Linked DNA regions of Mus musculus: region 2 is linked to region 1. Evidence: chromatin contacts called from ENCODE Hi-C or POLR2A ChIA-PET data. All regions are on one chromosome and are shown on one strand. Each heading gives the region's core, a stretch centred on a gene start or an enhancer-like site at or near the end of the contact. The rest is flanking DNA. Distances are from core to core; before and after follow the strand shown.

Region 1 (6,993 bases), core at 425-2,924:
TTGTTACTAAATTAAAAGACATCTGAAACTTATTACTAATTAGGAACGAATACCCTTCTCATCACAAAATACTTGAAATTTAAAAAATTACAAATAAAATAATTCTGTAAGATAATGTCTTACCAGACTACTTTAGTTAAAGCGTCTCAGTTACTTCAGAGTGCCTCCTAATTAAATATGTTAACAGAATAAATCTGAGGAGCAGAGCTTTTCCCCTTATAATAAGTGTGACATCATTCAGATTTAGACAAAAATAAGATGGTAAAATTCATGGTAGTAAACAGCATATTATAATATACTGTACCCTTGGTCTGCTAAACTCCTTGAAGGATTTTAAACCAGGCCCGAGAGGTGGCTCATTTGCTGAAGGGCTTGCCGTGCAGCATGAGGATCTGAACTCAGTCTTGAGCACCCACATAAAAAGCTCGGCCTGCCTCAGAGCCCTGGGGGCTGAGATGGAGGATCCTTGGACTTTCCCAGTAGCCAGCCAGTCCAGCCAGATCAGTGAACTCTAGGTACACAGAGAACCTGTCTAGTAAGTACATAAAGCAGAGCCTGACTGAAGGAGACACAACATTGACCTCCAGCCTCCACACACACATGTGCACACTCCTACAGACACAACCCCGTAAGTATTAGAGGCTACTAGATAGTGCATTTGCAAATGACTGATCTACTTTGTGTCTGAATATCAAATCCCATGCCTTTGGTAATAAAAAGACACATTCCTTTAGCTTCTTTTTATTGTTATTTTGTTTTAACACAGGGTCTCTACTTTGTAACCCAGGCTGGCCTGGAACTTGCTATGTAGTCTAACAGGCTTCCAACTTGGGCTTCTCCTGCCTCTGCCTCTGCCTCTCTGCCTCTCTCTGCCTCTCTCTGCCTCTCTGCCCCTCTGCCCCTCTGCCCCTCTGCCCCTCTGCCCCTCTGCCTCTGCAGTACAGGAATGGGCCACCACACTCCTCTGAAATCTGCCTCTTAGCCTCTGGGACTACAGGAGTATGCTTCCACACTGCTCTTAAAAGCATCACTTCTTTTGTGGAAATTGCCAGAGTTTTCTTAGAGAATATCAGCCCATTTTTGTGTCACATAAAAAATGTTTTAATCGGTGTTTAAAAACATTGTTTCCAGAGATGCAGATTGACATACTGCTATTAAGAATGTGTGGATTTGGTTTAAGGAAATGGAAATGCTAATTGATTTAATTTTGTCATTGCACATTGTAAACATGTATTGAATTATCACCCTGTACTGCATTTAATTAAAAAAAATATGACAGCTTTGGGTTCTCATGAAACTGTTGCAGGTGAGGTGGAAGGTTTCTAGTAACACATCTTCCCTGAGGAACCGTGTTCTGAAACAGCTGATTTATAAAAACTAGTATCATCTATGGATTTCAATTCCTAAAAAGTATCATAGTAACCAGATATGTATATAATACATGCTACTTATTTTCATAAAGGTTCAGAGGTCCAAAGAAATGACATCCTGTGGATAGCCATGGCAGGGACTCATCAGATATGGGCACTCCTCCTAGACTCTGGCACACTGCCAAAGAAAAGGTAAGTGGCTGTGTCCTGGGACAGCCGTCCTCCTTAGTCCCCAGCTTCCCTGCCCAGGTCACCGTGCCAGGGTGCGCACACTCAGCCACATGGCCCAACAGGCTTCTTGCTCTCTCGAGTGGCTTCACTGGGGAGCATTGGTCTGCTCCCCAGGCCGAGGAGGCAGCTGCTGTCAGGAGCTCTGCCAGCCCTTCTGGCAGAGATAGAGAGGAGGAGGTGGTGAGTCACTAGCTGGTTCTCAAAGCTGCTGCTCAGAGGTGACATAACGTCACTTCCACTTGTATTTCATCAGCCTTAGTTAAGCCTGTGGCTGCATCTAATTTCTAAGAGCCTGGGAGGAGCCATTCTTCTGAGTGCCTAGAGAGAGAACCAGAAATGTTAGGTGGGGCTTTAATCCTTCACAACATAAACACAGTTCCTGTGTCTGCAGTCACTCCTTCAGGTGCTTCAGAGTGCTGCATGGCAGTCCTAGCTCTCCTTACTGTGGAAGCACAGGAGAGTGAGTGAGCCCCTTTACCTCTGTCATTTTCCATCATTGTATGTGTTTGTGTCACCTAGGGGATTGCTGTGTGAAGAGTTAGGATAGCATTGGCACCAGGCGGGCACGTGAGTGTGGGGAGCAGTACTTCTCCTGACTCCCCCTCCTCCCTCAGCCTCAGGCGGGGCTGGCTGCACTCCCCTTTGCTCCTCTCTTCTCTGTCTCTTGGCTCATGCCTGATTATAACTGTTTCTTCCTACTAGACTACCTCTTAAAGAAATGAGCCTGGTTCCATTTACTCAGTGTACTCGGCCCTGTGCTGTATCTGTTAGATAACAGCCCAGTAAGAGCCTATATGTAGAATAAGTAAGTGACTGAAAGTCTGTCCTGTGCCTGCGGAAGGCACTGAGCCAGGCCACTGGAGCTGCACACTGGCTTGCCCATTTGCGGTCTCACAAACCTAGGACCACTTGTTCAGGGTGGTACCACCCAAAGTGGGCGGGGCCCTTTCATGTCAATCATCAGTGACCACAAGTTTGTCCACAGGTCAGTCTGATGGACACATTCTCTGTTGACGTTCCCTCTTCTCAGACGACTCCAGTTTGTGTCAAGTTGACCAAAAGCTGACCAGAACACAGTCACAGACCACAAAGTTGTTATGTAGTAATAGGAAGTAGGTACAAGCTTACAAGCTATCACAATTATCTTTGGTTGCTTTTAGCTTTTTATGCAGTATTTCTCTGTGTAGCTCTGGCTATCCTAGAATTCACTCTGTACTCTAGACTAGCGTCAAGCTCAGATCCACCTGCCTCTACCTCCTGAGTGCTGAAATTAAAAGTGTGCACCATCACCGCCCAGCCCACTACACTCATCTTTATTTGTAGAAAGGGACAGCTGTCTAGCAAGTTCAAGACCTCCGGTGTCCAGGCACAGGTGTGGAACGCAGCTGTGTAGTGGTTTATGACAGTCACGCATCTGAAACAGCAGTTCTCAATCTGTGGGCTGTGATCCCTTTGAGACTGAATGACCCTTCATAGGGGTCACCTAAGACCATCAGAAAACACAGATATTTTCATTATGATTTACCTTAGTAATAATTACAGTTATAAAATAACAACAAAAATAAGTATATGGTTGGGAGTCACCACAACGTGAAGAACTGTATTCAAGGGTCGCAGCATTAGGGAGGTTGAGGACCACTGACATAAAATGTTCGTTGGTTCCTTTCACTAGGCACTGTGTTGGACACTAGGGATGCAGTTAGATGACCTCTGTGTTAGAAGTAAAAGGAAGACATGCCCATCCTCAGAAGAATCAGATCGGCAAACAGTGACAGTAGAGAGTGCTTGTGTCAGCAGCATCTGCGCTCCTTCATGCCGAGATCCTTAGCCAAGGGATTTGAAGTGTCATGGAGGACTTCTGTAGAGAGGTCTTCCAAGCTGAGCTGATGCTGCTGGTGTCAGTAACATCAGGTCTTGCCACACCTTGAGTCCTTTTAAGAGATCTGGACATTCCAAATGTTGTTATAGAAAGTTTTAATCTAGGAGTGAACTGATTTGATGTGTTCTTGGAAGAACCCTTCCAGCACTTAGAGTGGAGCAAGACCATTCAGGACACTCTAGCTGTCATCTAGGCAAGAGGCAGTAGTGACGTGAGCAGTTGGGTTACCAGTGGTGCATGAGGTGTGAGTACAGCAGCAGCCACAGGTCACAGCAGCTGGGATGTCCTGGCAGGGCTGCCTAAGTCTCCTTGTCAGAAGGCTCGTCGATATTTATAGTAGGAAAATGATTGCTCAAGTTACATCAGTCTGCATTTTAATTTTGTGGGTGCATTGCTACAAAGATAGTGTCTAATACAGACTTGCAGGCAGTGCTGGCCCCTAGTGCTTAGTGTCAGCTCACTGTTGCACCTCTCCTTCCCACGGGACTCTTCTCTGACGTGCTTAGACCTCTTCCCTCGCAGTAAGTGTTGCACGTGCTTCAGCAGTGTGTTACTCATCCTGTGTCCTCGCCCTTACCCGCCTTTGTGCCCCGTAGCAGTCGCGGGTGCTACTCGCACTGGACCTCTGTGTGGTGTGCCAGTGCAAGGCGGTGATCTCATGGCCTCGCCCTCTCCCTCTCTCTTGGCGCCTTGTCTTCCTTATAATCATTTTGGCATAAATTTAAAAATCAAGGTGTCAACTTCTCTGTGTTACAAAAGAAATTAGTAGGGGTCCTTTTCAGCATCTTGAGACAGAGCCCTCTGCAGTTGCAGTTGCAGCTGCCCAGAACTTGTTACAGTTGTGTGCCGCTCTGTGCTGCAGTACTTCAGGGAGGTGTTTCCTGGTGCATGTAAAAATGGGTCTTGTATAACTATTCATTTAATGCGGTCACTACGTCATTTCCTTAAAATGTTCATACTGAGAGACCTGGCTTCCTTCAATCTGCTCACTGCTTTATAGAAGACATAGACATTTTAAACGACCAAAACTAGATATTCTCTTTATTAGTAGTTCTCTTCTAGAACCTGATATTGTATGAAAGTAAGAAGTTAAAATGAGAATAAAATCATCTCATTATTATCTCATAATCTGATCATTATTGTAGTAACGTCAGGGATTTCTTACCGGGTATTAGAAAGTGATTTCAGTAGTTGGTTATTATGCTAAAGAGAAGAGAGGGCCCCCTACTTAGTAGCTCTCTCTCACCAAGAGAGAGCCTGGACAGCCGCAGCAGTGGGCAGGCAGTCCGTCACTGGTTCTGTGGATCTGTGTAACTGCTGTCATAGTCAAGTTGGTTATTTATGCCCCTTTAGTGACTCATGAACTCACCTATGAGCTTGTCTTTCAGTGACCTAAAAAAAGGAACCTGCATTCGTTTTGCTGGAAGTGGAAATGAAGAGAACCGAAACAACGCATATCCTCACAAGGCAGGCTTTGCCCAGCCGTCAGGCCTCGCTCTCGCCTCAGAAGAGCCCTGGAGCTGCCTCTTTGTGGCTGACAGTGAGAGCAGCACCGTGCGGACCGTCTCGCTGAGAGACGGAGCTGTGAAGCACCTCGTAGGCGGAGAGCGAGACCCCATGGTAAAGAACCTGTCTGTGCGCACATCCCTGAGTGAGCCATCCATGGAGTGCAGGGGTTCATTTCTGGCCTGTCTGTAATAACATGCAGTCAAAGCAGAGAGAGTGTGGCTATAAATACAGAGCTGGGCAGTGGTGGCGCATGACTTTAATCCCAGCACTTGGGAGGCAGAGGCAGGCAGATTTCTGAGTCCGAGGCCAGCCTGGTCTACAGAGAGAGTTCCAGGACAGCCAGGGCTACACAAAAGAAATACAAGTAAAGCCCTCCCTCTGAGAAAGGCGCCCACCTGACTACATACAAGCATTCAGGGGACGGGAAGAGAGTGATTGCACCGGGTTTGTGGCAGTGGGTTAGCAGGAGAACTGCACTAGATGTGAGCCTACTGTGGGCAAGACAGCATGGCAGTTAGTAGAGTGCAGAGTGAGCCTACTGTGTTCCCCATTCTCTATCGCACGCTGGAACTACTGGGAAAAGTCAGAGCTTCCCAGCTTTAGAAACACTGGAATCTTAGTTTTCACTTTACCTCCTAACAAAGCACTGAAAATTTTAATAACTGCTGTTTCTTTCTCTTTAAAAAAAAATAAAAGAATTTATTTGCTTTTGGTGATGTTGATGGAGCAGGCATCAATGCGAAGCTTCAGCATCCACTTGGGGTTGCATGGGACGAGGAGAGGCAAGTGCTCTACGTGGCCGACTCCTACAATCACAAGGTGAGTCGGCTGAAGGCCCATGTGCCTCAGACCAGCACCACTCTAGATACAGAAAGCATCTGTACCCTGGGCGTTACAGCCCTCAGCGCTACAGCCCTTGGCGCTGCACAGCTTCTTCTGGGCTCTTCTTGCTGTAGCCTTACGGTGTCTGAACTGAGGGAAATGCTAAGCTAATTCCAGGGGCTGTGACCTAAATGTATGAATTGTGACCCATCAAAGGTGCTTAAGTAACAATGGCAGGAAAAAGGGGGCCTTTTAGGGGGAAGCGTGAACCAGCTGTTGGAGTTTCGTTCTGTTGCTGTAATAAAACTGACCAAAAGCAGCTTAGCAAGGATTTTCTTGGCTCATACTTCAAGCGTAAATCCTTCATTGAGGGAAGTCAGGGCAGAAACTTGAAGGCAGGTCTGCTTGCTGGCTTGCTCATAGCCCAGGCTTAGCCAGCTTTCTTATGTCACCAGACCATTCTGCTACCCATGGGTGCTACCCACAGTGGGGCAAGCCGCCCCAGATGAACGAACAGGACAATCCCTCACAGACATGTCCACTGGCAGTCTGGCCTGGGCAGCCCTCTCTTTTCTATAACTCCAGATTGTGTCAGGTTGAGAGTTGAAAGCTAACTAGGGCTAGCAGATGAAGAGTTTGAGTTGTTGCAGTTGTAGTGACAAAGAGCAAATATGTCTGTCTTCAGTACCATTGCCATGTCTGTCTAGATGTTTCCACTCATACTGTAGAGTTCTGTGCACTGTGATGAGCAACCATGAGCTTAGTGTGCTTGAGACATAACCAGCAGGGCTTACAGTTAACAAAAGAAACAGTCCTTAGACAGTGCTCTCAAGAAGTCAGCATAACTGTGGACGTGTGTCCACAATGGGAAAAAAGCTATTTTTAGTCCCAGGGAAAAAAAAAAAAACAGAAATGGATTTACAACAAAACACAGTATTGCTAAGATTTTAAAATCTGAATGAAATTTCTGATGAAATGATGTAAATGAATCAAATACTGGGATTTTTAGGAAAATCTGGAACTGGCTGCTCTTCTAAGACTTAATTGAGAATATTAATGGCAGTTGGAGTCCTCTGGTTGCCCTGGCACTGCTGTAAACAGGAATGACGGCAGGGGAAATGTTTGTTCTTTTTTCCTTTAGATTAAAGTTGTGGATCCAAAAACAAAAGGCTGTACAACGTT
Region 2 (6,371 bases), core at 1,748-4,247, 160 kb before region 1:
GTTCATATATTAAAATGTCTCTCTAACTTTCTGATTATTAAAAAGCATTTATGAAACACAGAAAAACACAAAAGGAAAAATAACAAAGAGTTTAGGACTCGTAAACCGTGACTCCTAAGCCCTCCAGAAGAAATCACTAAGGCAGTCTCCATTAAATATGAATTACAGTTGATAGCACAAGGCCCGGTGCCCTCAAGGTCCTGAACGGAGCCCTCTCTGAATGCAACAGTGACCCTTGAGCAGCTGGAGGCCATTAGCGGCCATTAGCTGTCTGTGAGCCATGCAGTCTCTGCCTGGGCCGTGAGTTAAATTTTTGTAGAATGCTTGGGCGTATCCTCAGAAAATAAAATGTATAAAATGCTGAGCGTAGGACTAGGAGCCTGGAGAGGATGGGGAAGGAAGCCTGAAGAGGAACAGAAATTTGAGGGCATCGCCAGGGGGCGCTGGAGGGCAGGCAAGATGAAATGGTTCTGCCTGGAAAATTGGGTAAGCCACCAGATAGGCATGGAATGGTCTTGATGGAGTGAACACTGGAAGTCACTGGGGGTGCAAACCAAGAGCGGTCTGCCCACCCCCGGAAAACACTGCATTCTAACATGTCACTTGCCAAGTCAGAAGCTCAAGTGAACGTCACACAAGGTCAGAATTCAAGGAAACACTGCGGAGTAGTGAACAGACTTCACCCAGTTGTCAGTCCCCTAGGCTTCTCTGGCCCTCCCTCGTCCCCGGCTGAGAGTCTCCGTGCCCATCTGAGGCAGAGGACAGGAGCAAAGGCTGCCTCTCTGAGTCGGATAAACTCCTTTCTGCAGGCTCGAGTCACGTGGCCCTTCCATCCTTCGTCCCCTAGGGAGTGTTTAGTAAATGGCACTTGGTTATAATTCTTTTTCCCATCCTGTAGTCTGGGTTTCTCCACGAGCATGTGTTATATATAAACAGCTCCCTATTTAAAAATGTGTTGCTTGTGTAATTATAAGAGCGATCAGGTGGCTGCTGCCTTCGCTTAGGGGGAAAGAAGGGAGCTCCAAGGGAACAATGCTTGTAATTAATAGACGAGAAAGACGAGGCCGAGCTGTCCCCCCCACCCCTCCCTTCCAAGGGCTGTGTGCTAAATCAAGCATGCTGGAGCCTGTTCCTGCGCAGGCAGAGGCACCGCTGATCAGAAGGTGCCGGGACTGAGCACCCTAAAAGATCAGAACTTTAAATTAAACCCAGAGCATTTAGTTTTCAGTATAAAAACCTTCCCCTTGAGCTCTAGCGTACTGGGCGCCTGCGTCCCAGTTTTATTTTAAAGTTATAAAGATTTGTCAACAAATTGGACTTCCAAAAATGCCAGTGGAGGTTTGGTGGACTCAGACAGGCTCTGCTCACGTCCTGGCCCGGTCTCTCACTCACCATTTGGGAGACTGTGGAAACCGCAAGGTTATCTTAACCTCCATTTCTTCATATTCTTCCTGTGCACTGGGTTGAGAATTTAATAAGGAGACTCAGCTTTTTTACTTCTCGAATGTAGCTGATGAGGAAGAGATGGCCTCTGGAATGAAGACCCCCCCCTGACGAGGTGATTGTGATTTGTCAGACTCATTTCTGTATGAAGAAGAAGAATACTCTATTCCCGTTGTCACCAGCAAAGGTGAGGTCGCCCAGCAGGTCCTCGGTGGTGAGGTTGCAGGCCCAGCTCGGAGCACAGTGTGCCCAACCATTCGTCAACCATAGGTCAACCCATACATCCACCATCCATCAAATGTCACTCACAGCTGCAGACGGAGCGGTTCAGGACTGGAGATGGTGAGCCCTTCTGGGTCCTACAGTCATCCACACACATTACTGTCTTCCACACTGCCTGTCTGTGGTATTTGAAGACAATTCTCCGCACCGTTTCCTCCCCTGAATGATTTTTCCTGAAGTCTTCTGATGATTTTTATTGTTGTCGGTCTGTCTCCGCCTCCTGTTTTGGTCAGGGGAAAGGAAGGAAAGAGACACGGGAAGGTTAGTTAATGTTTGGAGAAAGGAATTTGCTCTTCTCTTTTAACTCTTGGAATGTACGTCGCTTCTCTGCATCTGTCCTTCACACACTGTGAGAAGAGCTCTGTTAACAGTAGAGGATGGCAGGTAACCACAGGGACACTGTGGCCACCACCTGACTGTCACCTGCTTCCCCTTTCAGTGCCTGTAACACTCGTCGAGCCCTGGGGCAGCCATCAAGCAGTTTGCGTCCCGTGCCTTGGGTCCTTTCATGCACACTTTTTTCCCAGTTGCATTTGGAAGGTTGAAACTGGGAAATGTGATCACTTCTGGAAAGTGATTTCTTTATGCAAAACCCCCCTGGCAACCGGTCTTCCCCGAAGATGAAAGGACTTTGTAAACCCTGTCTGCTCATCCTAACCCTAGCCTAACTACCTTTGGAAGAAAGCCAACCTCATGAGCCTGGATGGACTGGCAGATTCCCCAGGAGCAATCGTCTTAGTTTTGCTCACTTACAAACCAATGTTGCTCGAAGCCTGGCACTGGGGTCAACCAACTGTCCATGTGTGTGAACATGCTTGGGGTAGCATTCTCACTTAGTCCATTCACAGAGCTCTGCCACACTATTCTGTGAACACTCTGCTGATGACCGTTCATTCGGCCACCCACCTGCTGCTCATTGTTCTTGAAGATAGCCTTCTGGCTTCGTGTGTGTGTGTGTGTGTGTGTGTGTGTGTGTGTGTGTGTGTGTGTGAAGTCTGGTCCTCCAACACAGACCCCGTGGTCACTTCCCCTCTGGATCTAGTACTTATCACTCTGTCCACAGGGAGCTGTCCCTGGGATGTGGGGGCCTCAGTGTGGAGGCTGGTCATTTCTGCCTGTCAGCAGGGAAGCCAGAGGCCAGTGTGACCTTCCCAGCCCCAGCCTGAATGTCCTATGGAAAACTCCAGCGGGCAGCTCACTGCTGATTCAGGCCTGGGCCTTCAGGGCTGCCTTCTGTGCCAGCCTCCCGTCGCCAGCTGAGCGCCAACCATGTTGAGTTTTTACTACTACCGAGAAGAAGGCAACTCACTCCCTGTGGTCTCGGGAGGAAGCCTGGTCTTACAGAGGGGACTGCTTCCAGACGGGGACACCAGGTACCTCCCTCTCTGCTCTCCCCGTCCAGCACCCTGGTCCGCCTTTGCTGTGGTATGAAAAGACTGTGGGAAAGCCCCTCTGCTGGAATGTTCAAACCCTGACTGAACCATCCCCAAAATATTTAGACAAAGCAGCTACAAAAGCCAGAGCCCGGTTCCAAACGCAGCAGCAGCAGCAGCAGCAGGGAGCTGTGTGCCCGCTGATGTGTTTACTGTGTGCTGAGCAATGTCTGCAGGACAGGCTACTGGGAATCCTATTCAGGGAAACACTTCAGAAAATAAATAGGCACGGGTTTGTGTGCTTATATTCCCTTCCAAATGTAGAAAGGGATAATTCACATTTCGAGCAGCTCAGGGGATCTGTAAGAGGATAAAAACCTGTATTTATCTACTCCAGTGATGGAGAAAATTATACTGGCACCCAGAGTGGATTGTAGAAGTCCACTGTGCTCTCTGAGCTTTCTCTCTCCCTAATCAAGTAGGCAGGATAGCTTTTGGATCCCACCGTGTTGTCTGGTAACAGTTGCTGGAGCTTCTTCATACAGCCCCTTTTATAGAAATAGCCTGCGGGGTTTTCTTTGTCATCTTTCTCCTCCTCTTCTTCCTCTCCCCCCTCCTCCTCTTCCTCTTCTTCTTTAAACTCAAAAAAAATGACTCAGTTGGCCTCATGCTGAAATCGGAGACTGCAAGAAATGGCTTTCTGCCCAAGAAGCTAGGATAATCCAAATCCTTCCTAGTAATCGATGCTGGTGTTATCTATGTTCCTGGAAGAGTTCTGTGGCTGTCTGGCCTATGAAGAAAGTGGTCCTTGGCTATGTCAATGGAAAACCAGCACTCAGGAAGGATGGATACACAGCTGCTCCGCCTGTCCCCACCCCCTCACCCCCAGTGTGACTTGTTTCTCCCTTGGTGTCAGCGACTTCAAAGGTCGATCTATAGGATGTCATCGCCATCATTGGTTGCAATCTCTCGCTTGTGTGGCCCTAAGTACAGTGATTTAGTGGCCAGATTTTTTTTTTTTAATCTGTAGCCAATTGTGGAACACTCAAGCTTTTAAGAGGATTTAGAACTTTTAATTCACTAGTCTGATTTATCCTGGATTTTGTACTTAAATATGACAGCCGCCAAACAAGAGTCCCATGTTTCCTTAGAAAGTCTTCTGTGTGTAAAAAAAAAAGGCCGAGGAACAGCTAGATTTATCAGCAGAGAATTGACAAAGGGAGAGGAAGAGGTGGAGGGGTGTGTGTGTGTGTGTGTGTGTGTGTGTGTTATGCGTAGAATGGAAAATGACAGAAGCTGGCTTAGAAAATCCTCAGCCAGGGCCTGGAGAGATGGCTTAGTGGATGAAGTGCCTACGGCTCAGGCATAGACCTGAATTCAGAGACCAGCACCTGTATACAGTCTGGGGCCATTGGCTTATGTTGATAACCACAGCAATGGGGGTGGACACAGGCAGCTATCCCTGGGCCTTGCTGGTCAGTCAGCCTAGCTGAAAGGTCAAGCTGAGGGTTCAGTGAAAGATCTGGTCTCAGTAAGTAGATGGGTGGATGAGTGGGTGGGTGGGTGGGTGGGTGGGTAGATGGATGAATGGTTGGATGGGTGGGTGGATGGATGGATGGTGGGTCGGTAGGTGGGTGGGTGAGTGAGTGGGTAAGTAGGTGGGTGGGTGAGTGAGTGGGTAAGTAGGTGGGTGGGTAGGTGGGTGGGTGAGTGAGTGGGTAAGTAGGTGGGTGAATGGATGGGTAGATGGGTGGATGAGTGGGTGGATGGATGGATGGATGGATAGATGGGTGCGTAGATGGGTTGGTGGGTGAGTGCATTGATGGATGGATGGAAGGGTGGGTGGATGGGTGGGGAGGTGGGTGAGTGGGAAGGTAAGTGGGGAGGTGGATGAGTGGGTAGATGGATAGATGAGTGGGTGGGTAGATGGATGGATAGATGGGTAGGTGGGTGAGTGGGTGGATGGATGATGGATCAGTAGATGGGTGGGGGGGGGTCGAATGTGATTGACAAAGGCAGAAGACATAGTCCTGCAGCTTGCATATGTGCATGCATGGGTGAAGGTGGCAGGACATGCCCACCCTTCTATACACATGTGCAAAAGAAAGCCCATGGCCAGTTTTATGCTGTGTCTGACTTTGTCTCTCAGAGTTCATGGGGCAGTGACTGACTGCTGATTGACCGTGAAGCTGAAAACTAAAGAAATGCCCGTGCATTTGTTCATAATGAGGAGTACCTGGAGTTGTTCTGCACTCTTTGTGCCTTTGTCAGATTCAGAGAAAGACCTTTGTCCCTTGACCTAGCTGTGGGTAGTGCCCAGCGCTACTCTGTGGGGTTCGGTCCATATGGTCTAAGTCCTTATATAGAAAAAGGCCTGCAAGTACCCGGGCAAGGATTAGAGCCACATTCAGACGTCCCGACTCTACGGGTGATAGCCCACTGAGGATGTAGCTAATCTGGATCTTTCAAAGCATCTTTTCCCTTCCTTGCCCCTGCAGGGGACCTGCTGCCTTCAGGGAGCTAATTAATTAGCCTGGTCTCCCAGAGTCTAGTGATCTGCTTGGTTGTAGCTGCTGATGTTCAGGTAGACGGTGGCTCCTTTTTACCTGCTAGGACGAGGGCACAAAGAATGCCTCTGACTGAGCCCAGGGCAGGGATTTTTGCTCATAGGAAGGGGCCCTTTAGATGGTGTATTAAAGACCAGGCGGACTCTGAGATAAGCATCAGCTGAGTGACTTGTCCTGGGACGCTTTTGATAGTGATATTAAAGTGACCGAATGCTCAATTTGCTGACAGTGCTGGGGACTTCACTTGTGAACTTCACCTGTGTCGATGCTGAGAGACACCTCGCAGGCGTCTAGGGGGATGGGGTGGAAGATGGGAGCCATGTCGAGAGATGGCCATAGAGAGCAGCATACTGTGTTCTCTCCCACAGCAGAGTGTGGATGGCCCACCAGGATCGTGGGCAGTATCTTCCCTCTCTGTCTTGTCTTGATGCCACAGCACAGCTAGACCCTTTCAGTGATAAACCATGGTAACTTAAAAATGCCCGTGACGTTTATTTACCGGTAACTGCGTGCCTTGTGAATGTTGACCTGTCCCGTGAGCACAACCACCCTGGCATACTAGAACTTGAGCAACCTTCCCATCTCTGAAGTCAGTCCCTTTGGACGTGCACCGTTGGGGGTGGGAGACTACGAGTGCCGCTCCCTCCGCTCAGCTGAAGTCCCCAGCTCGCCCACGGATGAATGGGGTGCTCACCTAGTCAAGCTG

Evidence for each region. A loop is a pair of places that touch in the nucleus more often than their neighbours do. ChIA-PET counts read pairs that join two places held with the same protein, here RNA polymerase II (POLR2A).
Region 2: POLR2A ChIA-PET joins it to region 1 with 14 read pairs in Patski. The contact joins two enhancer-like sites. A Hi-C loop is called at or near these places in 1 of 37 maps with a recorded cell type or tissue (gastrocnemius). POLR2A ChIA-PET finds 5 or more read pairs at or near these places in 2 of 5 experiments (Patski and embryonic stem cell).

What each region holds. Positions count from the first base shown.
Region 1 is chr19:56,586,708-56,593,700 of GRCm38, forward strand. It overlaps Nhlrc2 (NHL repeat containing 2), which reads left to right. Exons shown (of 11, transcript NM_025811.3): 6 at 1,463-1,562; 7 at 4,869-5,100; 8 at 5,686-5,808; 9 at 6,953-6,993. Among named protein-coding and RNA genes, the nearest start is that of Nhlrc2, 42 kb to the left of the region's middle. Within about 2 kb of position 1,675, at least 1 of the 3 ENCODE cell types and tissues checked has a DNase peak (open chromatin) inside an H3K27ac peak, as active enhancers do; it is gastrocnemius, where a contact is called at or near this core.
Region 2 is chr19:56,422,767-56,429,137 of GRCm38, forward strand. All of the region lies in intron 2 of Casp7 (caspase 7), which reads left to right. Among named protein-coding and RNA genes, the nearest start is that of Casp7, 29 kb to the left of the region's middle. Within about 2 kb of position 2,998, at least 2 of the 3 ENCODE cell types and tissues checked have a DNase peak (open chromatin) inside an H3K27ac peak, as active enhancers do; they include gastrocnemius, where a contact is called at or near this core.